Regions from separate parts of the Mus musculus genome. Here regions 1 and 3 are each linked to region 2. A link is a loop called in an ENCODE intact Hi-C map of the cell type or tissue named here. Cell type or tissue: left cerebral cortex. All regions are shown on one strand. Region 1 overlaps Gm35922 (a long non-coding RNA gene). Region 2 overlaps Plgrkt (plasminogen receptor, C-terminal lysine transmembrane protein). Region 3 holds the start of Cdc37l1 (cell division cycle 37-like 1).

Region 1 (8,000 bases), 570 kb before region 2:
TCAATGTAAAACCTGAAACCTGAGACTGCTAGGGGGAAAGTAGGGTAAGCTATACCATGTAAACATGGGAAAGAGTCTGGTCACTCGCCCAGATAATTGACAAATGGTACCACATAAAACCCAAAACTTTCTATACAGCTAAGTAATCAGTCAATTGAACGAAAACACAATTTCTTAGAGAAAAGGAGAGAAATTATAGGATATTTGAATCTATTTCCAGTTAGGGTGTGGCTCAGCCCTTATCACACACCTTTAATCTCTTTGGCTGAAATATAGACATGCACTCAGCACTCACATTTAATCCCAAACAATGAAGGTAGTTTGTAGAAGGAAGCACCCATGTTTGAAAGTGATGTCTACTTGAGAGACAGAAAAAGCAAAAAATTAGAGAAAGATTTGACAGAGTAGGATACGCCCAACTCTCACAAGAAGAGAGAGGAAAGGGAAGCTACTTAAGGGAAGAGATGGACAGTACAGGAAAAAGAGAGTACAGTCTAGGATACAGTAGAGTTCTTGGAGAACAATACAGTGGAGCTGAGAGGGAGGAGAATAGAGACACACAGAGAGGGAGAAGGGGAGGAGGAGGGAGAGAGGGAGGGGGAGAGGGAGGGGCGAGGAAGGGGGAGAGGGAGGGAGTTTTACTGGGAAAGTTTTACAGAGGCAGACTGAAGAAAGAACAACCTAGACACAGGTAAAGACAGAAGGAGAAGAGAATAAGGAGGAGCCAGAGGTTGGAGGGGGTTGGTATAGTTTGTGGCCAAGAGGAGCAATTCAGAAGCTGAAAGAAAAGCCAGATTGAATAAGTTCGCTTGCAGAGGAGTTTGAGCCACAACAGCTGAGCTGATCTAGCCAGGAGGAGCTCAGAAATAACAAGAAAGGGTGAGCTTTTTCAACAGTGAGTCTCGGAGGTTAAAAACATGATAGGCCTAGATTAGATTGTATGGAGGCTAGAATCTTCCAGGACTATTGCCTAGGTTAGCAGACAGACACAGTAAGCCTCCCAGACAACAACTATAACAGGAGAATAAAAGATACTTTTACAGAGAGAAATCTCAGCTAGCTATACTTATGACATAGGATTAATATTTAGAATACATTTTTTTTAAATCAAGAAATAACCAAGTTGAAAAATAGACTATAGAGTTGAATAGAGAATTCTCAAAAGGAGAAATATGAATGGCTATGTTTTTTAAGTTTTTTTTCTTAATACCATTAGCCATCAGGGATTTGCAAATTAAACTGTTTTGTGGTTCTATCTCATCCTGGTCAGAATTATGATCATCAAGAGATCAAATGAGAACAAGTGTTGGTGAAGATGTGGGGAAAGGAGAATCCCTACCCAGTGGTCATGAAGCCAGGCTCCTTCTTGAGGTTTGGTAGGCAGTTAACAGTTGCTGAAGGAGGCACAGGCATTTGCTTCAGTGGTTGGACATTGCTACAGTGTCTAGGTATTTGCAAATGGTTTCTCACCCTTTCTTCTGCAGGCAACTGAAACTAAACTCACTGGAAAATAAAATCCAAAAAGACATGAAAAGGGAAGAGCTGGGCAGAAGGAAGTCACCAGGAGTGGGAAAGGGGATGAAGGAGGGTAATGAAGAATAAATACGATCAAAACACATTGTATTCTTGTATGAGAAGGTTCTGATGTAGCCTGTTAGTTTTATATAAATGTGCTAATAAAAACTTTATAAAATAAAATGAGAAAGAATTTTAATAACTTTTTATTGTTTCAGTTGCCATAAACATATTTAATGGTATTATTATGTTACATAATATCCATAACATGACTATGAGATTACACATAGGAGCAAATAGAAAAGTTGAGTTTAATGAGTCAATGAACATTAAAAACTCTAAATGTAGTTTTGTCTTTTTGAGGCCAATTCAGGTTTAATCTTAAGACATTTTATCCTATATATATCAAGTTAAATATTAAAATATCTAATATCATAGAAATAAAATAAATATATTATTTATTAGTAATGGGTTATTGTTTAATAGCAATTTTTATGGCCTAATAACCAATTGAGCCCATTTCAATACCAACCTTATATATAAATAAATATATTTCAAGGGGCTGGAGAGTTGGCTCAGCGGTTAAGAGCACTGACTGCTCTTCTGAAGGTCCTGAGTTCAAATCCCAGCAACCAAATGGTGGCTTACAACCATCTGTAATGAAATCTGACGTCCTCTTCTGGTGTATCTGAGGACAGCTACAGTGTACTTGGATATAATAAATAAATAAATCCTTTAATATATATATATTTCAATACCAACTTTATATATATTTATGTATACATATAATTTTTTCATTCTAAATATATATATATAAATATATATTTTATATGGAAAAAAATTTAAGAGGCCATTAAAATTTTTCTCTACATGTAGTACTAGTCCTTTAATTTTTTAATCTCTTAAATTTAAGTTTACATAGCACAAAAACAGTATAGAAAATTTCTAAGCATTTAAATAGACATATTTAATTTTTAGTCACCCTTTAAATCTAGTCTTTGTTTTCCCTGTGCATGGTACAGAATAACTTCAACATCTCACCTAGATCCTGACTGGTAGTGCTTACGGGCTTGGTATTGCCTGCAATCCCATCATAAAAAAGGAAACTTAATGTAAATCTCTTTGTAAAGCATTTGCATTCATAATTTATACGTATCCCAGTCTCCATAGAAATATCATATGAAATCTCACATCATATTTCTGGGAAATAAATACACAGCACTGATCTAATCAATGCACTTAGAGTTATTTTGATTTGTTTCTAGAATTATATATTAAGATATTTATATATATCATCAAAATTTTGCTTGATAGCTTCCATACATCAAGAAAATTTTGCAAAGCAATCATATTTGGATTTTTATGCATTTCTTTCAAAATGCATTTAAAATACTGCATTTTGATTAACAAAAAGCATTTTGTGCCCTCCCATTTTTATTACCCTCAACGACTTAAGGAAGAATGAATAAAATTTAATTTATTTCCACTATCTATGAGAAAAAAATCTTTATTAAAATCTACGTAATGAATGCAAAACATTGTAACTTAACAAGACTTCCATCTTATGATTCATCATGTGCATTATGTAAGCAAGCGATAGAATGCTTTCTGTAAAGTGGGTGGATATTTAGTGACGCTTTAAAATACTTGCTTAGAAGAACAGATATTTCTTAATGTTGCATTTAAAGTACATTCATGTTTTGGTTAATATTCATAATAGATCTAAATATTCCATTTTATAGATGTGGTAAAAATTCCTAATAGATTTAAATATTCCATTTTCTAGATGATCAAGAAATTAAGAGCTTAGGTTTATAAGGAAGGCAGGAGAGATTTACCAGGTCTTTGACCAGATAGTTAAATTCTATACATTCTAACTATATTTATGACAAAGTAAAACAAGTCACCATCAGCAGGTCTCTTTGGTGTAAGTCCCTCCCTCCCTCCCTCCCTCCCTCCCTCCCTCCCTCCCTCCCTCCCTCCCCACCCCTCTTTTTCTTTGCTCTTGAAACCAGACTGGACTCTGCCTGCCACCTGTCACCTAAACAGAAATCAGAGATTGAACCTTTCTAAAAGCTGCTCTTTATTCAGAAAGCCACAAACTGGGAAGTCAGAGAAAAGTCTGCTTTAGGGGACAGGAGAGATGGATGGGGACACTTTAATATTCTTTCTTATAAAGACCCTGCTGCCCATAGTTTAGGAAGGAACCTGCTGGCACTTGCTGCTATTTTAGCCTCACACATTGCTAAGGGTTTGTTACTCTTTAACTCCAGCCCACATGCCCTGCAAAGGAGACAAGGTTAATCCCTGTAGTACTCCAAGAAGTGTCTGAGCCAAACTTTCATGGAATGAGGAGAGAGTGCAATGGATGAGTAGAAAGATGCAGGTCTCGTGGGTCTCCTAAAGGTGACTAAAGCAGGAGGGAAAGATGATAAGCCATTGGAAGCTGTGGGAAAGGAGACAAATTCCTCAGCCCGTGATTTGATTAGAACAGTTGTTCTCATCCTTCCTAATGTAGCAACTTTTAAATACAGTTCCTCATCTTGTGGTGACCAACAGTCATAAGATCCTTTTTGTTGTTACTTCTGAACTGTAATTTTGCTACTGTTGCGAATCCTAATGTATATCTCTGTGTTTTCTGATGGTCTCAGGCGACCCTGTGAAAGGGTCGTTCCACCCCAAGGTTGAGAACAACTGGGTTAGAGCCTCTTACCTGCAAGGAAGTGGGAACCCCAGCCCAGGGAAGCAGTTGGTGTCAACTGCTTCAGGCCTTTCCCTTCGGGCCTGAAAAGTTGTGGCTTTCAGAAAACCCTTGTGCAACTCCAGTGGCCCCCTGGTGGTCCGTTATCAGATTCTATTCCATCCGAGGCATCTGGGAGCCATCCCGCAATCTCACTTATCAAGACAGATAAATCAGGGAAACAGAGGAGCGTTTCTTACTTTTTAGGTTTAACATCTGGCTCATTGGTCTAAGGCTATGATTCTCTGTGAAAGCCACCCAGTCAGTCAGTCAGTCCACCGGGAGCCCTTGTTCACACTTGAGCATGCCTTATCTTTCCCAAGCCTCGTTTCTGCTTAACGTTCACACTCAAAATCATCTTTAAAATATCTTAATGGCTGGGTGTGGCGGCACACACCTTTAATCTCGGGCCTCGGGAGGGAGAGGCAGGCAGATATCTGAGTTCAAGGTCAACCTGGTCTACAGAGCGAGTTCCAGGATAGCCAGGGCTACACAGAGTAGCTTGTTTTGAAAACCGAATAAACTGTAACTCTTTCTCAGAGAAGCCCATACTCGTGCTCTTGAGTGGCCTTTTGTTCCTTCCTATATTCCTTTTTACTTAATGAGATCCTGACTCTATTTTATTCTGGCTGGTCCTAAATTCAGTTCTTGGCTGAAGCCATAAATTTGGGATTCCCTGAGTTGAGTCCCTAAAAGATTAGGGAAACTCTTTGGGCTTCATGGAGAGTGGCAGTACAGAGCTGAACTTCTACCCCTGTCAAAGTGGACTCGATCAGTGACCCACAGGGCAAGGATAAGTAAGCTCCACGCTGATTGGCTGTCCTTGGCCCCACTTCTCTCTTTGTAAGCTACTGGTTAGAGATGAGAAGGAAGATGGGCTTTTAGCATGGCATCTACTATAGGGTTGATGGTGCCCCCTGTAAAGCAATTTAAAGATTAAATTCCTGTCTCTGTTCATTGCCATCTCTGACAGTCAGCAGTGGTAACCTCAGGTGTTCTACTTATACGGTGAACTGCTGTTTTTGTTTGTTTTTGCTTTTGTTATCTTTTGTTTTAACAGAGTCTGGCTGTGCAGCCCTGGCTGGCTTGTAACTTGTAGACCAGACTGGCCTGGAATTCCGACTCACAAAGATCCACCTGTCTCTGTCTCCTGAGTGCTGACATTAAACTGATGAAGCATGTGCCATCCGGACTGGCCACTATTCTTTGCGCAATACATGGTGATTAACAGAAAAAACTCACAACTGGCCAGAGTGTGAACAGTGTCTTTGGAATACTCAGCTACAACTGTGACTATCACACATTACTTCCACCAAAGGATCAGGGACCATGGTGGGAACGGGAGACACCGGGGTCAGTGACAACCAGAGCCAAGAGTGTCTTCTGGACATGACAGGAAGGTTACCCTCCAGAAACCCCAGGAGTATGGGGATGCCTGTGTAAGACCTGAACAAGCTCAAGCTAAAACAGGAAGAAAATCTGAGAAACCACTGGAGATGCAAGGAATTAAATCAGACCAACATTCAATGCAATGTATGATAGACATGTGAAACGGGGAACCAAAATAAACCTTGCCCCTCTCAAGTCACACCCATCAGGTACTCTGTCTCAGCAACAAGAAAAAGAGCTAATAAGGCTGCTGACTCTGAGGACCTGGACTCCTTCTGGGGGAGTACATAAGTGAAGGATGCTTGAGATGAGGCATAACAGCATGTCTTTTTTTTCTAGATGACTTCAATGTAATTAAGAAAAAAAAATATTCTTCTTCTAGAGCCTTGTGTTGGTTGGTTAGTTAGTTAGTTAGTTAGTTAGTTAGTTAGTTTTTAAACTTTATACCAGTTAGGGTCATCTGGAAAGAGAGAACTTCACTAGAGAAAATAACTCCATACAACTCCATACGAGTTGCCTGTAGGTACACTTGTAGGGCACTTTTGAGTAATGGTTGATGTGGGAAGGCCCAGCCCATGGTGGGTGGAGCCACCCCCCAACCCCCCCAACCCTGGACAGAGCAAGCTATGGAGAGCAAGCACGTAGGCAACATACCACTGTGGTCTCTGCATCAGCTCTGGACTCCAGGCTCTTAACTTGAGTTCTTGCCCTGGTTTCCCTCAGTGATGGACTGTAAGAAGCTATAAACTGCAGTAAACTCTTTCCTCCTTGCACTGCTTTTGGTCAACAGAAAACAAAGTAAGACAAGACCTGTTCTCCAGGACTAACGGAGCCACTTGTGGCTGTTCTCAGTCTTTATTTTATCAGGAAAGTTAGTGGTGGGCTTTGGGGCATATGCTTCTAATAGACAAGGATTCTTTATGATTGCAGTTCTTAAAGAACAAGCAAGTGAGAACTATGTTCAGGCTTTGGTTTAGTGGGTCCTGAGGGCCTGTAAGTGGGAGGAATGCAGACTCATTCAGATGAACTGCCTTTTAGATCCAATCCACAGCCTTCTGCAGGGTCACATATATATCACCCCAGAGTTTCTCAGAAAAATCTGCCTGTGCATTCACCCATTCACTTTTCCTACATTTGATTGTTTTACTGGGCATGGACTTGTGCAAGCATGCTTCTAATTCCTCTCACTGCAAACAAGAATGCTTACAACCTCACTGAGCTGTCCTTGTATTGCAGCAATAGCCAAACACTGCCAAATATAGCCACGTCTAACTATGGTGACCATCTCTATACTTGGAGACCACAACAGCCCACGTATAATTAGTTACTTACTCAGTCTGGTCTGGGAGAGCACCCTGAATATGATCCCTGCACTAAATATCTAGAAGATGACTAATTGCTGATTTAAAAATTCAGAACCACAACAGAATGCCTGTATACAATGTATACAATGTACAATTGTATACAATGTTTCCTAATTGCTCATTAGAGTAGATAGAGTTGGCAGCTCTTGCCTATATACAATATACTAAAGGTTGATGGTAAGGGCTTTATGTAGGCTATGTTCATGAGTTACAAATTATTCTCATGAAGGTAAATGTTAGCAATTCCATTTTTAAACCCCAACCACATCTTTTCCTTTGAAAGACAGTTTTACAAGTAGAATGTAAATCCGTTTATTGACTTGTCATTATTTATGTGACCCCTGAAACACATGATCTGCATGCTTAGCCTGATTGCTTTTTAGACACATTGATATGATTTTTTTATTCCCCAAAATCACTTCCTGCAGGGCTTCAGGGTGAACACGTGACCTTTCAAGAGTTGTCAATCTAGTTAACCTTTGACATCTCCAATATGCAGGTGGTGTCTGCCACCCAAGCTCAGTCAAAGGAAAGGGTAGTCCAGCTTCATTAGGACTTGTGTCCTTGAAGGTAACATTTTCCCTTCCCAAAAGGGCTGGGCCCACTTTAACTGGCTCTGGGAAAGACCTAAGTGAAGGGTATACTATGAGAGATTGTTGCTCATTTCCAGCAGGGACTTGACACAACTCTGGCTGAATGTCAGTCCAGGTTGACACAGAAGAAGCTCAGAGTAATAGAACTGATGTTGTAAAGAATTTACAAATAGGTTTGGAGGAATTAAATCATATGGCATAGAATTTAGCCCTGCCTCCAAAGGACCACAAATATGAGAACTCTTCTAAAGCCTGTTAGAGGTAAGCAAGAGCTAGGATGCCTGCGAATGTTTGTCCACCGGGAGTGACCAGTCAGTAGGCCCAGGCCTCTGTCGGGCAGCTCCAGGGGACAGCCAGGATCATAGCTACCATGAAGTACTGGCCTGCTCTTAAGTGTCC
Region 2 (8,000 bases):
GGCTGGAGAATCCCTAAACAGAGAGGATTCTGGGAGGGGGGAATCCAAAGTAGAGAGACAATGGTTGCAAGGCAGATCTGGGCTCAGGCAGGCCTGAGAGAGACAGTTGGGTTCATCTCAGCTACATAAGTGTCCACATGGTTCCCTTTCCCATGAAAAGGTTTACAGGGGATAGCTAAAAATTAGAAGGAGGTAGCATACCAGAATGCTACACTCATAGCAGAGACTTGGGCAGAGAATATGAGCCAGAGATAGCTGGAGAAGATAACTGGGTCTCAAGGACCCACAGCATTGAAGAGTGTAGAAGTCATGGCCAGACTCCCCTCTGGAGCACGGTCAATGTCCTCAGAGCAGATCACCTCATGTTTCCTAGGAGTCATTAGAGAAGCTCCCCTCAATCAGAGAAGCCTCCTCTAATGCCTGTACCACCTGCGGTCGCCTAGGTCAAACCAAGATTGGAGAAGGAGAAAGAGCAAGAAGCAATTGAGCCACTTTGTCTTGCCCAAATTGCCTTGATCAGTAGAAGCTGAGACTCATTTTGAGTTCTGTTAAAGATACATCATATGACTTTGTACACATGAATAGTGAGTGTGTAAAACCTATCCTTGCTAGACTACTTTTTTTTCCAAACTCATATACCAATGCATATCTTCCAAAGTGATATAAATACAGTAATTAATAATCTGTGTTCCTATGAAAAGGCATCTAAATCAAAACAAGATCCAGGCACGTTCAACATCTGTGTCCTGAGCTGTAAACATCTGTGGAGCTCTTCAAGGTCCCAGTAGCCATACTAACATATCAAAAGAATTATTCAGAATATTAACTGGAAGGTTAGGTCAGCATAAGTTTAGTTTAGTGTTTTTCAGGGCATTTAGGTAGTTCTAGTATGCAGCCAGGATTAAGAACTACTGTCTAAACGAACTACCACAGGATACATTTTTCTCTTTATCCCCAATAAAGCATCACATAGTTATCAGTCTAAAAGTGATGACAAGGAACTCTCCAAGGCAGAAGCAGAAAGGTTTCTAAAGATCTTTCTAAAGATCATAAACAGGATGATGCTGGGGTGGACACAGAACACGCTGTCCTTGTCACAGGAATAAACTTTATGGTAAAGAGTGAACTCAGCGTATCAAAATGTATAAGTCAGCCAAGAACTCAGAGGATGCCCCAGGTGAGATGAGACTGTGACAAGATCCCGGGACTGCATGACATGACAAACACACAGTGTGCAGAAGGGGAAAGGAGCCATCAAACTGTGCAGAAGTCGTTGTCTTTATAACGACTGGACTCAAACACAGTTGTAAAGCTCTCTCTCTCACAGGATAAGAGTTCTGCACCAGGCTTGGGAGGGTATGACCGTCCTTCTCGAACTCAAGAAGAGACACAGAAAGAAGAATTGTGAATTTGAGGCCACGTTGGGCTACATTGCCACCCTGTCTCAAAGGACAGCAACAACAACAACAACAATGACAACAGCAACAATGATTCACCTGGGGTTGGAAATCTGGGATTAGCGTCATGCTGCAACAAAGGAGACACAGGGCAGTGGGAGTCTTAGTAAGGAGGCATCAGAGAGACCTCATGGATCAGGTGGGAGGGAGGAAGAAGAAAGGTAATGACGTAATCTCTCGTTCTACCGTAGTTTTAAAAACTTTGAGGTCTTCATGTTCAAAAATTTTGAAACAAATGAAACTTGAAGTTAACGTTTTTCTTTTGGAAAAATATAACTGAAAATTATGTCTTAGTAGTATTTGGCATCTAAACAATGTTTAATGATTGAAAAACTAAAGTATACCCATATGTAGCAAACTCATGTCTCTAAAGGTATAATTATTATAAGAAGTAACCGCCTAAACCAATAGCTAGAGTCGTCAAATATTCTAAACAAAACCTAACAATAAACCTAAAACTAACATCAGTTTTCCTAATAGATTTAAAAGTGTGCTCATTAAACATGATCTAAATATTTTTTCTTCTAAGAAAAGTTCTACATAAACTACTTGAACCATGTCAGAACAGACAGAGAGCAAAGGTCTCAACCCCATGTTTCCATGTTTATTCCATTAACTAGCTGACATCGGTTCACTGCCAGGACTAAGTGTTAACTGAATATGTGGCCTTTAGAAAAGCCCCTGCCATTCTGTAGTCATCAGACATACTAATATACATCGTTCTTGGTTCTTAACACAGTACTGAACTCATTGGCTGCCATCTTTACCCTGTTCAAGAATGTGTGATCCCTTGAGAGAAGAAATTACCAAGGCATTTTAGCACTTGATAAGCACACTACAGAAATTCACATAAACCGCTGACCATCGTAATGTCTAAAACGGTGTGTCTGGAAGTGTTTTTTATTATTTTCACATTAGGAACTGCTTCTGTAACTGTGACCCCATGACCAAAAAACAATGTTAGAAGGACAGGATTTATTTCATTTTCCAGGTTGCAATCCATCATGGAGGGAAGTCAGGTCTAGAACTCAAGGCTGGAACCTGGAGGTAGGGACCATGTGGAAAACACTATTTTCTAGCCAGGAGCTCCTATCCAGCTAGCTTCCTTATGCAGCCCAGACTTACCTGCCTAGGAATGGCGCTGCCCACAGTGGGCTGAGCGCTCCCTTATCACTCGTTAGTCAAGACAATCTCTCACAGACATGATTCAATCTAACTGAAGTAGTTCTTCAACTGAAATTCCCTCTTTTCAGGTGGCTCCAATAAAAATTAACCAGGGTCAGAACACTACATCTTCCATGTGCAAAATGCAATCTCACTAAAAACTAAGAGAATCTATATTACCTTAACTTTTCAGCACACAGACAGCCTGGGCTCTCATGTTTGGTTGGATTTTGTTTTTCTCTCATGTTGTTCCCTGAACACAGCAAATGACAAACTTTTGCTGCCCACTAATCTTTGCATTACCATACTGCTCTCTGTCTACAGTCCCACTGCATAACTAGGGCAGACATCTGTATATTTCTTTCTCTGTGTTAGGTTTCCCCTTTCCAGCCTACATCATAAAATCAGGATTCTTTCCAGGTTTTGCGGTGTTATAAAGTTGTTTGTGTGCCATCTAGTGGCACTGTGAAGAACTGCACTGTATAGCTCCTCAGTAACGGAAGTTAGAAGAAGCAGTTTCTACCGGAAAACTAAAAATTGACGGTAATATCGTTGTAACTACTAATGTGAGTCCCTTCCATCTTATACACCCCCTCCCTCTTCCTCCCCCACCCCCCACCCCCAGCAGTACTGACCCCAGAACCATGTGCATGCTGGGCAAAAATGCTCTACCACTTAACCGTAGCCTCAAGCCTTGTATGAAATTCTCAAAAACCATCTTTTTTTTTTTTTTTAAGGAAAATAAAAACAAAACTTTTTGTGGTTCTTGAGGAGGGAAACAAAGGCCTTGTCATAATAATCACCGAACATCTGCAAAAATGTCTAAACTCCTGAAACTATGTAGGTAGCGACCCTACAACACTTAGGATGCATTCTTTTCATGGAAGAAGGGCTGAATTTAACCAATGAGGTCGGTTTGCAAAGTTTGCAGTGAGGATAGGAGCCTGATGCAATTCAGATACTGCCGTGCACACAGATAAGTGTGCAGTGAAATTGACGCGCCATTCTGTACAAAAACCTCATGGTGACCAAAATCTCTCCCACTCATGACCTCTCTGATGCTCCTGGCAGGGCTTAGAGAAATAGGGAGAAAAGCAGAAAATTGCAGTTGAGCTGCACGGAGCTCCTTGCTCGATGCACCAGCGCCCCCTTCTGGACGCAGGTTCCAAGTGCTTCCCTCTTTAGTTTGCTAAAGCTGCATACCGGCCACCACTGCGCCTCCCTCACCCCCCAAAAAACAGAGACCACGATCTGGCTAGTTTAAACGATAGGAAAAAAAAAGAGAGAGGGTTTTTGTTTGTTTGTTTTTGTTTTTGTCTCAGTTCTGGAATCTAGAAATCAAAAAAATCAATGTATTTGATTCCTGGACAAGCTGTGAGGAGATCTCTGTCACTGGCTTGTAAATGACATATTTGGGGCACATGATTAAATTTCCTCTTAAAAGTCAACAACATATCAGATTAATACCCACCCTAAGGATTTATTTTAACTTGATCACCTCTGTAAAGACCCAGTCTCCAAATGAAGTCATATTGGGGTTGGGTTTCCAGCATACAAGTTGTTGAGGGGATTTCACACCAGCCAGTAACTGATGGTAAGTAATTTGGTGAGTTTTTGTTTAAAATAACCTTTGTTCTGTGGAAGCTACGTGAGCCTCAGGTGTGACATGTCCACTGTAGAGTCGGGAATCCAAGATAGGACAAATAGAACGTCTGTCTGCTGGAAAACGAAGGTAGTGTGTTGGAAGGTACAACTGGAGCCGTTCTCTTGCCTCTGGCCAGTCAGGTGACCACCAAGGACCTTGAACATTCTGTACATTCTTGATGGGTAGGTCAAAAAAAAAAAAAAAGCAAGGCCCTAGCTACCGGAGCTGAGCGATCTCTTGCTTTCGTGCCAGTGAACAACCCTGGGGCATGAAACGAAGCAAACGCCTCCACACTCCTCCTGTTCATGGTTCCTCACAGAAGCAGTAGATTCCCGACACTCAGTGTTCCCCATACCTGACCCACATCCACAGAGTGCATGGGCTTTGAGTAGCAGGAGGAAGTGACATCGGTACTTAGCTCACACTGCTTCCGTGCAGTGACGGACTCCTCTGGTGTAGGAGTCTCTGGTTTTCTGTAACTTCCAAGAGGAATAAAGAGGAATAGAATCCTCAGATCTTCACAGATCCTGAGGTCATGTAGTCTGATATAAGAATGAAACTCTTGTAGTTTCCACCCACACGCCATTCTTATTTCTGAGATACTGGGCTGATTCCTAACCTATACGTCTCCTCTGGCCATTGCTCCATTACAGTAAGACTTGCCCATTCTTTCCCTTTTCCCCAAAGGAACCATTATCCCACACCGAAACTTAAGTTTTTAACATCAGTGGGGTATGGTGGTACATACCAATACTCCTATTACTGAAGAGACAGACAGGAGGACTACAAGCTCAAGGCCATCTTAGACTACATAACCAGCTTGAAGCTAGCCTGGGCTATATGAAACCCTAACACTTAAAAAATATTTTTAATAGCAATGATAGCAACACCTAATATAAGCAAGAGGCATTATAGTACACATTCTATATAATGTACATTCTATATAATGTGCATAATTTTTACTTCTTGGAGCATCTCGGAAGTGTGTATTGCCTCTAGGGTACAGACCAGGAGACCGAGGACCGGTCATGTGCACAGTCAGGATGCTATGAATTGATTCATCCGGGTGTCTAGGTTATCTCTCACTTGTACTGCCCAAGAGTAGGGCTTTCTACTCTTAGAGCCATAACAGACCACAGGGGCCTCATCATGACCATTGTCTAAAACCTTAGCAAAACAATTTAGGTCGAACATTTTAACATTCAGCTGTGTAATATTTTAAAATACTTTGACAGCTTATATTAGATAATTCAGCAATCTGTTCGACTTTTTTTTTTCTAAACATCTACTGTACAATCCAAGGTCAAGTACCACAGTCTATAACAGTTTCCTAGTGCAGCTTTAACAAGTTATGATCAATGGTTAAAGGGCCAAAACGGGCTGGCGAGGCTCTGTCTCTCTGTTTCTTTGGCTTTTCCAGCTTATTAAGGTTGCCTGCATTTTTTGGCCCATGGCCCTGGTTCTCTCCATCTTCAAAGCCAGTAGAGTGCTTCTCAGGTTATGACTATGTTTAAGACTTTTATGGGTAACAGTATAACATCTAATTCTCTCTCTCTCTCTCTCTCTCTCTCTCTCTCTCTCTCTCTTTCTCTCTCTCTCTCTCTCTCTCTCTCTCTCTCACACACACACACACACACACACACACACACACACACACACACACGTTCTTATAAAGGTCCTGGAAGTTACAATGGATCCATGTTGATAATCCATGATAACACTTCTTTAGATGAACACATTGTAAATTCCCTTTCCATGTAAGGCATCATATTCCTAATATACTCACAGGTTTTAGGAGTTCAGAATGCCTCGAGGAAGAGCCATATTCTGTTCATAATATACTCTAAGCAATTACCTAGTGGTATAGAAATTTTGGCTCAAGTATCTGGATTGGAGACATGGGCTGTTCACCAGTTATTTGGTCATCCACTTCACCTTGTCTTTGAGGATGGAGCCCAGGAGCGTCTTAATTAGGAGTCAAAGGGAGTCGAAGAGACTGTGCCTCTAGAGCACCATTCTAGAAACTTAACAGGATTAGGAACATGGCATCTTAACTAGCACATACCTGAAGCCGAGCATGCGTAACCATGAACTCCTGTTGGTTTTTCATGTTTTCGTTCATAGATTTCGAGAATATAAACCCCATCTTGACCTAAAGTGGAAAATGCAAGGCATATTTAAATAACAGACTCTGTGCATCCTTATACAGGCTCTGGACTCCTATCAACTGGGATGAGAGAGAGAGAGAGAGAGAGAGAGAGATGACCTAGGGAACAGTGTAAATTCTATGTAGCTGTCTACCCTCAGGCATACTTCTTACCCAGCCTGAGCATCCTTCTCTCAGCCAAGAACAGCTGACTGAAATGATTTCCCATCTCTCCCTGCTCTGTGAACACACAGTGCCACGTTACCTCGGTTTTCCCTTCTATAAGTCTAATGTGATTCACCTTCATACCAGCTGTTCTGACAGACAGGAAGACCATGCATCTGAGGATGTGAGTTCAGAACTGTCGTCTGTCCCTCTTGACCTTGTGTCTTAAGATGTAAGTGTCTTAGGGTCAATTCTTCAGTATTTCTCCTGACGTCTCATGCTCCCCTCCTTCTCTGACACAGGTCTCATCCTCTTGCAGCTGATTTCCCCCTAGCCAGTTTTCTCCAGCCTCGCCTTCATTCTCTCCACGTTACCGAGGCTCTCAAAAGGGCAGGGTGAGGATGCTCACACGCCTTTGCAAATGGATCCCCAGGAATGGGAAGTTTGTGTGAGTGTATATATTCATTCATGTGCGTGAGTGCAGGTGGGTGTGTGCCACAGCGCTCCTCCAGGTCAGAGGGTAACCCTGGGTATTGTTCTGCACGTTCCACCTTGTTTGAGACAGTCTTTCCGGAATGTTCCTCTTAGCTGTGTACCCCAGGCTAGCTGGTCGGGAGCGTCCAGGGATCCTCCTGTGTCTGCCTCTCATCTCACCACTGCAATTACAGATGTGTGCCTCTGTGCCCAGGTCGTCATTGATGTGCAAGCTTTCAGCACAGGTCTTCATGATTGCATGGCAAGTGCTTTACCCACCAAGCCATCTCCTCAGCCCAGAAATGGAGTTTTAAAATGACCACATGGTAGAGTTTCTCCATTATTTCCAATGGAAGTTATAGCACAATAAGCTCATTGCAAGTTGGAAATACCATTGAGAGAAAACTGCATTTATTACACCGAATATACACCGAACATTGTGGTTTATCTTAGCCGATGTTACTGTTCTCAGAAACACTTAGGTTAGCCTGAAGAAGTACAGACCTTTTTTTTTATAATAATATGCTCAATATAGTTCATTGAATTTTACAGTAAAATTAAAAAATAGAATGGCTGTTTTGTTTTACTAGCCTGGGACATGAATTCAAATTTTGATTTTCTTTCCCCTTATGATCTATATCGCCTTTTTTACCATCATTTCCTTAAAAACTGACTTGAGCCACCCTCTACATCAGGCATGGCCTTGTTATTTAGGTATAACAGCTACCCCAGAGGGCTATAAACTATGGGTAAGAACTCCTAACTTTGTTCTAAATATAACTGAGTATGTTCAGAGAAACACTTTGGTTAGTTATTGGTTTTTCAGAAGACCATAAGGCCCGGGGGGGGGGGGCGGGGGGGCGTGTCACAACATCTCCACTCTCTTCAGTGCTGTCTTAGGCTGTTAAATACCTTTCCACCACAGCAGCCCGTCTCAATGCTTCACAGC
Region 3 (8,000 bases), 360 kb before region 2:
CATTGGAGAACCATCATTGAAAATAGGATTTGAAAAAATTAAGTTTTCAGCCAGGCACCACTCAAAGCACTTTGTGGTTTCAAATAAAGAGGGGGAAATAAACTGTTTTCATTTTCTCTGACCTCTTACACTTTCCCCTTGACATTTAATGCCTGACCGCAACAAGGGTTGCGTGAAAAGCTTTTCAACTTTTATTTCTGATTATAAAGTTATACACTTGTAGGAAAGTCTTCTACCAACTGTAATATTCCTCCTTTTACATTTACTTAATAATTTATATCCATAAAGACACAGAAGGTGGGAGCTGTGGTAAAAATCTGCTAACTCATCAATGTAACTTTACTTTCTTAACAAAAATCTCTATTTGCAAGCCTGATCTTACAACTCACCTGCTAGCTCTTTAGAAATCTCTTTCTATCGGTGTCATTTTACTGAGCTCATCTTCCTGTCTCTTGAGCTCCTCCAAATGCAAGAGGGCTCCTTAGCTCTCTTTCCTAGAATACTGTTTTACCTGCATCCTCTCCGTTGCTTCTCTGTGGTTTCCAAGTCCAAAAAGAGAATCCCTATCTCTTACCCAGAGCTTCTTTCAGCAAGGCTCTTCCAAGCCATGAGAGAGAGCTCTCAAAGGTCCAATTGCTATAAAAGAAGTCTCTAGCTCCTCCCCTATAACTTGGCAGGCTGAACCATGTCACCATCATGGTGGGGGCTCCAAGCCAAGTGAGTAGGGGCTGAACCACTCCACCTTTATGATGGGGCAGCTCAAGGTCACCCAGCCCACTTCACCTCAGGTCATAGAGCAGATTGGGTCACAGAGCAAAGACCACTAGACCTCTCCCAAGCAACTTGCCTTACAGTAGGCAAAAACTTTTTATTCCTTAGCATGCTTATCTATTGAGACTTCTAGCGGCACATCAAACTGTATCTAATTAGGACACACCCATCAGCATCTGATAAACAGTATCTATAACAATATGGGTGTTCTATAAACAATGATCAAATATCCTGTAACAATCAGCACAATACGGGAAGGCTAAATAGAAATTAAGACCTTTAGAATTTTCCATTCCTGGCCTTAGCCACCAAAGTGATTATTACACTTCTTCTATCTCTTCCAAGATTTTTGTGAAAGTATCTTTTATTCTCCTGAATAATTGTCATCTCTGAGGCTTACTGCCATCTGTTAACCCAAACCTAGTCCTGGAAGCTTCTAGCCTCCACACAATCTAATCTAAGATGAGAATGTTTTCAGCCTCTGAGACTTGCTGCTGAGAAAGCTCACTCTTTCTAGTTCTTTCTGAGCAGTGGCTGGCTGGTTCAGGTCAGTTGTTCTGGCTCAAACACTTCTTCAAGCTAACTGACTCAATTTGACTTCTCTTTCAACCTCTGACTCTTTTGCTCTGCTGGGCCTCTAACTCTGGCAATATGCTCTAATTTTCTAGCTTGCTCTTTCTCTGCCCTGCTCCTTAAAACAAACAAACAAAAACAAAGCAAAACAAAACAAATAAACCATAACTTCTCACTTTACATAATCTAATTCTGTAATTTGGTTTCTTTAACCCAGTGAGTGCCCCTTCTGTGTAGCCCAGGTTGGTGGTGAACTTGAGAATCCTCATGTCTCAGCCTTTCCCAGGATTACAGACTTGTTCATTTCAGAGATATTTCCACATCAGCACGCTGAGATCTACTCTTCCATTGCTTCTACTTACTTATTTTTAGCTTTCTTTTACCACCCCAAAACTGTCTTTGTATTAGATTCCGCTGTAAAAATACTGTTGGGTATTTTCCTGATCATGAAAGAGCTGAACTGAAGCACATAGGCTTTTCATGTCATCCCTCTTCCTTAAATGTTACACAGCATGCTTAACAGCATTTTTCTCATCTATCGCTCGACCATTAGGATTAACGAGCCTTTAGCGTTTGCCAGTCAGGGCTAAGGCAGATGACTCAGTAGGTAAAAATGGTAGCTGAGCAAGCATGAGGACGGTAGTTCAAATACCCAACAAACCTGCACCTCTAATCCTAGCTCTAAATGGGCTGAGACAGAAGGCTTGGTGTCAGTTCTCTGAGCTCAGCGAGAAGAAACCTTGTCTCAAGGGAATGCTGTGAAAAATAACAGAGCAGGAGAACTGATGTGGTCCTCTGGCCTACCCTTGTGAACCTCACGCCCCCACACACCCCTACCTACAGTTTGCCAATCAATCAAAGCTTGAAAGACTGATAGTCTGTCGTCTTATCTGATTGCGAATAGACAACAAGCTAAATTGTTAAACGTGCGGGTTGTGAAGTTAGACTTTCCTAGTTCCTAGGTGTCTGTTTCCCTCTCCCTGGTCCTAGAAACTAAAATCAGGGCCTTGCCTGTGTTAGTTAAATGAGCACTCTACTGCCAGGGTACATTCCCAATCTTTGAGTTTTTCGCTTAAAATGTGTTCTCGGGCTATGGTGGGTCATTTTGTCTCAAAAAGAAAAGGGACAGTGAGTACTCGGATCTTCACGATTCTAAAAAGACACGAGGAACGGAAAGCCCTCTGATACGTCTACTACTTGTCTCAATTCTTTACAAATGTGCTTGCCCCAGTATTTTATTTTTAGTGTCCTCCTCCGCTGTAGCAGGGTTTGGAGAACAGTCTTGTCGCGGGTAATTTGAAGTTAAAGGAAAGTTGGCTGTGCTTTCTAAATCGGTCCCCCTCGACTCCGACTTAGATTGCTCTACACGAAGGAGCTTTTGAAATAGAAGAGGGACAAGTCAGAACACCCTTTGAACGCCCGGATCCGAACCTGCAGAAACCCTAGTTAGCTTTCCCGGACTTAAACTCCAGACTTTGCTTCTTCGTCCAGACGTGGCCACGCCCGGTCACGCCCCCGGAAATGACGTCCCGGCCGGCTACTTCTTCTTCCGCAGTCCGCCGGCGGCACAGTCCAGGCCTGCTCCGGGGGTGCATCGGCTTCGCCAGGGGCAGAGGGATTCTGGGTAACGACCGTGGCCGGCCGGGCGGCTGGCTCCGCCCAGCAGGTTCCACTCACGCCAGGGCCGTTGGCGCTGGCGGTTGCCGGGCCCGGACCAGTGGGACATGGAGCAGCCGTGGCCGCCACCGGGCCCCTGGAGCTTCCCGAGGACTGGCGGGGAAACCGAGGAGGAGAGTGACTTAGACGTGTCCCCCTCTTCGTCCCACTACTCTCCGGTACCGGACGGCGGCGCCCAGGTGAGAGCGGCCTGCGTTCTGCCGGGGGCGGGGGATGGGAAATGTCTGCGGGCATCGCGGGGGAGCCTGATGCCAAGCCACAGCTCTGGCAGCATCTTCCGCGAGAAAAGGAGGCGATCACGCGCGCATTCCCGACCTCCACGTCCACGCACACTTGTCCCTGCACCGGGGCTGGTTGCCCCTCACCTTTGCGAGAGGTTCCTCCTCCCCCTCTCTGCTGCTGTCTGCGTGGAGCTTTGGGGGCCGCTCAAGTGTATAACATTGACCCTTTGTCCTCTGGTGCGTGCTTTCATCCGAGCCTTTATTACGAGCTCCAGCTACTTTGTGCACAGTTGATAGGAACAGAGAGTGATTGTACTTCTAAAATAGTACACCGAGTCCTGACATAAACATCTCACGTGCTCTTTGCCGCGCTGACATCTCAGCAAATTCTGTAAGCCTTGCCTTTGACGCTGGCACACACCTCCGTTTCTATCATTGGTCCTTTACTGTATTCATAGTTTGATTCCGCGTCAGCCTCCGGTGAAAACATACAGCCACCGAATTGGCTTTCAGGCTTCTTCCCGAAGTTTCTGATACTACATGTGTTTTTCAACCCAGCTTTCTTGCCTCGGAAACTGTCAAGTGTTATATGCCAGTTATGGCTTTTATAGGGGTGCTGTGCTATGCTGCGAACATCACCTTCTCCCGACTTTTCACCTGGGTGTGTTTTGAACCAGATTTCAAAAGCATAGACTGAACACTAATCTTTTCAATGAAATTGATTGTAGGTGTCTGATTTCCAGGCGTTTTTGCAAAAATGTGGTCCAATATTATAATAGCTTTTCTTAAAGATGACTGGTTTAAATTGTCTGCCCGCAAGTCAGTCAGCTGAGTTGATTGGGCTCACCCACAGTATGCTGTTTCATAACCACAGACTATGGTCAGCCAACTAGTCATAGGGAAAGTAAGGCAAAATGAGAATTGATGGGTCAGTAGTCACCTAGTTACGGATCACTAGTATCATCTGTGTATACTTAGTATTGCAGAGGGAGAAAACGAAAAGTTGCTGGTGTCAATTTGGACAGGCAAGGGGAAACTGCCTCAATTTCAGTGCACTGTGGTTGACTCGAAGAAGTAATCCAAGAAACCCAACATTTTAAAACGATTTTACCTGTGCATTTGTTTAGGTGATGGGGTTTAAGAAGGCTTCTATTGCCTTCACTAAAGGAGATCTCCCAGGGTCATTTAGTTAGACAGTGCAGGGTCCCCACTAGAACTCATGACTCCCAGTCCGGTGTTCTTTTCAGGACGCTTCTGCACTGCCTATCCAGAGAAATACTATAGCATTTTATTTGGATGAGAAGGCTTTTAAATGGTGATAAAATTTACACAGTCATTACTTCTAAGAACATATAATTATTACAAGCCTACTTGTATGTTTTGCTAGCTTTAGGACTTAAATTGGGGGGGACATTAGAATATTTAAAAAAAAATAAAATGTTTAATCAATCAACAGGATTTTAAAAATTCATCTTAAATTACTGGCTTAATTTTTACCAAATATGAGAGACAGAGAGCTATCTCAATATAACATGATGTGTGAAAAGGCAAGCCAGAATTTGAGGACTTCAAAAAAGATGGTTGTATTTTTTTAAAGATTTATTTTATTTATATGAGTACACTGTAGCTGTCTTCAGACAGACCAGTAGAGGGCTTCAGATCTCATTACAGATGGTTGTGAGCCACCATGTGGTTGCTGGGAATTCAACTCAGGACCTCTGGAAGAGCAGTCAGTGTTCTTAACTGCTGAGCCATCTCTCCAGCCCGCTTGTATCTTTTTTTAAATTAAATTTTCATACAATATATTTGCATCTTGTTTTCCACTCTCCCAACTCCTCCCAGATCCTCCCCAAATCTCCTCATCTCACATTATGTTCTCCCTCTCTTAAAACAAACTACCCAAATGAAATCAAAATAAACAAGCAAAAGACTAGTAAGACTAAATAAATACAATTTTAGAATAATTAAAAAGGCTAAAATGGAGCAAAAAGTCCACAAAAACACCACAGAGTTCATTCTGTGTTGGCTAGCTACTGCTCAGCATGGCACTGCCCGCCCTGGAATGGGGGCGATGGAACTCAGTGATTTCCCCTTTCTAGCAGGTACCAACTGCACACTGCTTCTTGGTTAGGAGTGGGCCTGTGCCCACTTAGCCCTCTCAGTGCTGGGATCCAGTGTGGCTGCTGTTTGAGAGCTTTTGATGTGAAGCTGCTCCAGTAGACTTGAACCATCATAGTTTCTTTGCGGAGTTTTTGTTTACTAAAATTATGGCCTTTTAAACTTTTATATGATCACAGAATAAAATAAGACTTGATATGGGCTCAGAATGCAGCTCTGTGGAGAATGCGTGCCTAACATGGGTTCACGTCCCTGGGTTGCTTCTTTTTCTTAAAGACCCAATAGTATACTTAGTCATCTCTGTCCATGTTGGACTGTATGACCAAATGGTATGATAGTCTATGGGGAATAATTTAAATATACATAATTTTGGTAGTTGGCTTGATTTGAGAAATATTTGCTTTTGTATAATTAGGGCAAGATCCTGCACCCCACTTCTAATAATTGCCTTTATTGGTATAACTTTGTTTTTTACAAATTGTTTTACAGCTTCATTTTTCTCCTTTTACTGGCTTTCTCCCCATTTCCCCCACCCCCCTTGACATAAAAGTTTCTCTGTGTAGCCCAGCTATCCACTCTGTAGATGAAGCTGACCTTGAACTGACAGAGATCTGCCTGCCTCTGCATCCCAAGTGCCGGAATTAAAGGTGTGCAACAGCATTGATAATTTTTCTTTTAATTTAATTATTTTATGTATATGAGAATTTTGCTTGTGTGCATGTGTGTGCATCCCATGCATTCCTGACACCTGCCAAGGTCAAAAGAGGTCGTTGGATGTCCTGGAGTTGCAGACAATTGTGAGTCACCATATAGGTGCTGGAGATGGAGCCCAGGTCCTCCTCAGGAGTAACAAATGAGCTCAACCACTGAGCCAGCTCTCCAACATCTTCATTTTCTAGTGTATCAAGAAGTAAAAATAAATGTTTTACTTGTCGTTTAGAGACATGGCAGTATATGGGCTTGAAACCCAAATAACTACTAAATAAGGAAACAGGAGAGCAATGTCCACAGACAGCCAGTAGAAATCTCAAATGTGCTAGAAAACTCAGGTTTACTCCCTGTGCCAGAACAGTTTGTTACTAAATTCTAACTCCTTACAAAGCTTGGAATCAGGGAAAATAAGTATATATTAATGTTAAAAACAGCAGTATAGCAATGTGTATACCTTGGGTTTGGAGAGAGTGGATAAGAACAGGCTTGGGATCGGGCAGGGATCGGATAGAGGACAGAGTGTTATCAGTGAAAAGGGATAATCGGGTTCTGAGGGTGGGAAGAATAAGCCAGTAAGTAAAACTGACGGGAACTAAAGGGTCTGTGCTTTATAATAATAGACTCTCGGAAAAAGCATGACTGCCCCCTCTTTTTGAAGCATCATTCTAGTAGTGAATGGCTAATGAAGACCAAAAGGTATGATTATATTTATACAGTTGAGATGTAAATGAATAAAGGCTCTAATAATGATACAGTTCTGGCAACAGATTAAGAACAGTGATTCTTAGTAAGTAGTATGAAGTACATTTAACCAAGAAATCCTTAAAAAATGCCCTCCACTTTTGTTGTTGAGACAAGGAATATAAGGAACTAAACTCCCATTGCATTTACATGAGCAGTTACAGAAGTATTGAAAGTGATTTCTCCTGAGTAGAGCAGAGTCACCAGTTGGCACTTTTCGATTTCACTGTCACTGTTTCCATTAGGATTGAGGTAAGGTGTGCCTGTGTGACATAATCATTTAAGTAGCATTTTTTATTAAGAACTCTCTCATCGTCACAGATTGTGATGACACAAAGAAACTAGGAGCCATTAAATGGGTTCTTTGAAGTGAAGACTGGTCACTGCAAGATCTACAGGTCAGAGCTCTGGTTTTCAGGATGAGGAGCCATGACTGATGCACTGGACGTGGCTTTGCTTTCCTCCTCCTGGGGAAGGAAGGATTCTGGAGCCCACACAGCTGATGTTTGTTGTTGTCCGTCATCTCTGTGCGAATCACTGGCAATTGCCAGCCTTTGTAGTGTTAGTTGTCAAGGAGAGGCATCGATGAACAAAGAAGCTCAGAGTTGAATTGATGGATGTAAACTGCAATTGTAGACAAAGAATACAGCTATGCCTTGTACCAAAACGTCCTACAGAGACCCTTTGATGGAAAACAGTGAGCTGTGTCATTGCTGCTGCCTTCATTCCTTACTAATACAGTTGTTACTTCTTATTTAGATGTATAGCCACGGGATTGAGCTGGCTTGCCAAAAGCAGAAAGAATTTGTGAAGAGCTCTGTTGCATGTAAATGGAATCTTGCTGAAGCCCAGCAGAAACTTGGCAGCTTAGCACTGCATAACTCTGAGTCCTTGGATCAGGAACACGCCAAAGCACAGACCGCGGTGTCAGAACTGAGGCAGCGGGAAGAAGAGTGGCGACAGAAAGAAGAGGCTCTGGTCCAAAGAGAGAGGATGTGTCTCTGGAACATGGATGCCATTAGCAAGGATGTTTTTAATAAGGTATGATCTTTGTTGGACCATAAAAAAAGAGGACAGGGGCTGGGTATGTGGTCAAAGGTAGAACACGCAAGAGGCCCTGGGCTCCATTCCTAGCACTGCAGATAAAAATGAAGAAGGAGAACCAGAAGTGTCTGTAAGTAACTGTTG

The links. Hi-C counts contacts between places; a loop is a spot of excess contacts. Peaks named below come from ENCODE experiments on the same cell type or tissue, not always from the same donor. Only the 100,000 strongest peaks of a DNase experiment are listed, where the experiment ranks them.
Region 1: a loop joins it to region 2, with 6 times the contacts of the local background. A loop is called at or near these places in 4 of 42 quality-filtered maps.
Region 3: it touches region 2 in a loop (3-fold over the local background); 4 of 42 quality-filtered maps call a loop at or near these places.

What each region holds. Positions count from the first base shown.
Region 1 is chr19:28,786,614-28,794,613 of GRCm38, forward strand. It overlaps Gm35922 (a long non-coding RNA gene), which reads left to right. Exons shown (of 4, transcript XR_877801.1): 4 at 1,485-1,572. Among named protein-coding and RNA genes, the nearest start is that of Gm35922, 31 kb to the left of the region's middle. In left cerebral cortex, a CTCF peak has its summit at 4,383 (motif pointing left); no DNase peak of the experiment used is centred here.
Region 2 is chr19:29,351,986-29,359,985 of GRCm38, forward strand. Plgrkt (plasminogen receptor, C-terminal lysine transmembrane protein) reads right to left here. Exons shown (of 6, transcript NM_026362.2): 3 at 6,332-6,418. The coding sequence starts at 6,412. Among named protein-coding and RNA genes, the nearest start is that of Plgrkt, 5.9 kb to the right of the region's middle. In left cerebral cortex, CTCF peaks have their summits at 3,086 (motif pointing left) and 3,765 (motif pointing left); DNase peaks (open chromatin) are centred at 3,069 and 3,764; H3K4me3 peaks cover 646 bases; H3K27ac peaks cover 211 bases.
Region 3 is chr19:28,987,470-28,995,469 of GRCm38, forward strand. It overlaps Cdc37l1 (cell division cycle 37-like 1), which reads left to right and starts at 2,898. Exons shown (of 7, transcript NM_025950.4): 1 at 2,898-3,200; 2 at 7,572-7,853. The coding sequence starts at 3,069. It also overlaps a transcript of Ak3 not described here. In left cerebral cortex, CTCF peaks have their summits at 2,963 and 4,885 (motif pointing right); DNase peaks (open chromatin) are centred at 1,227, 2,880, 3,274, 3,579 and 1 more place; H3K4me3 peaks cover 2,377 bases; H3K27ac peaks cover 3,788 bases.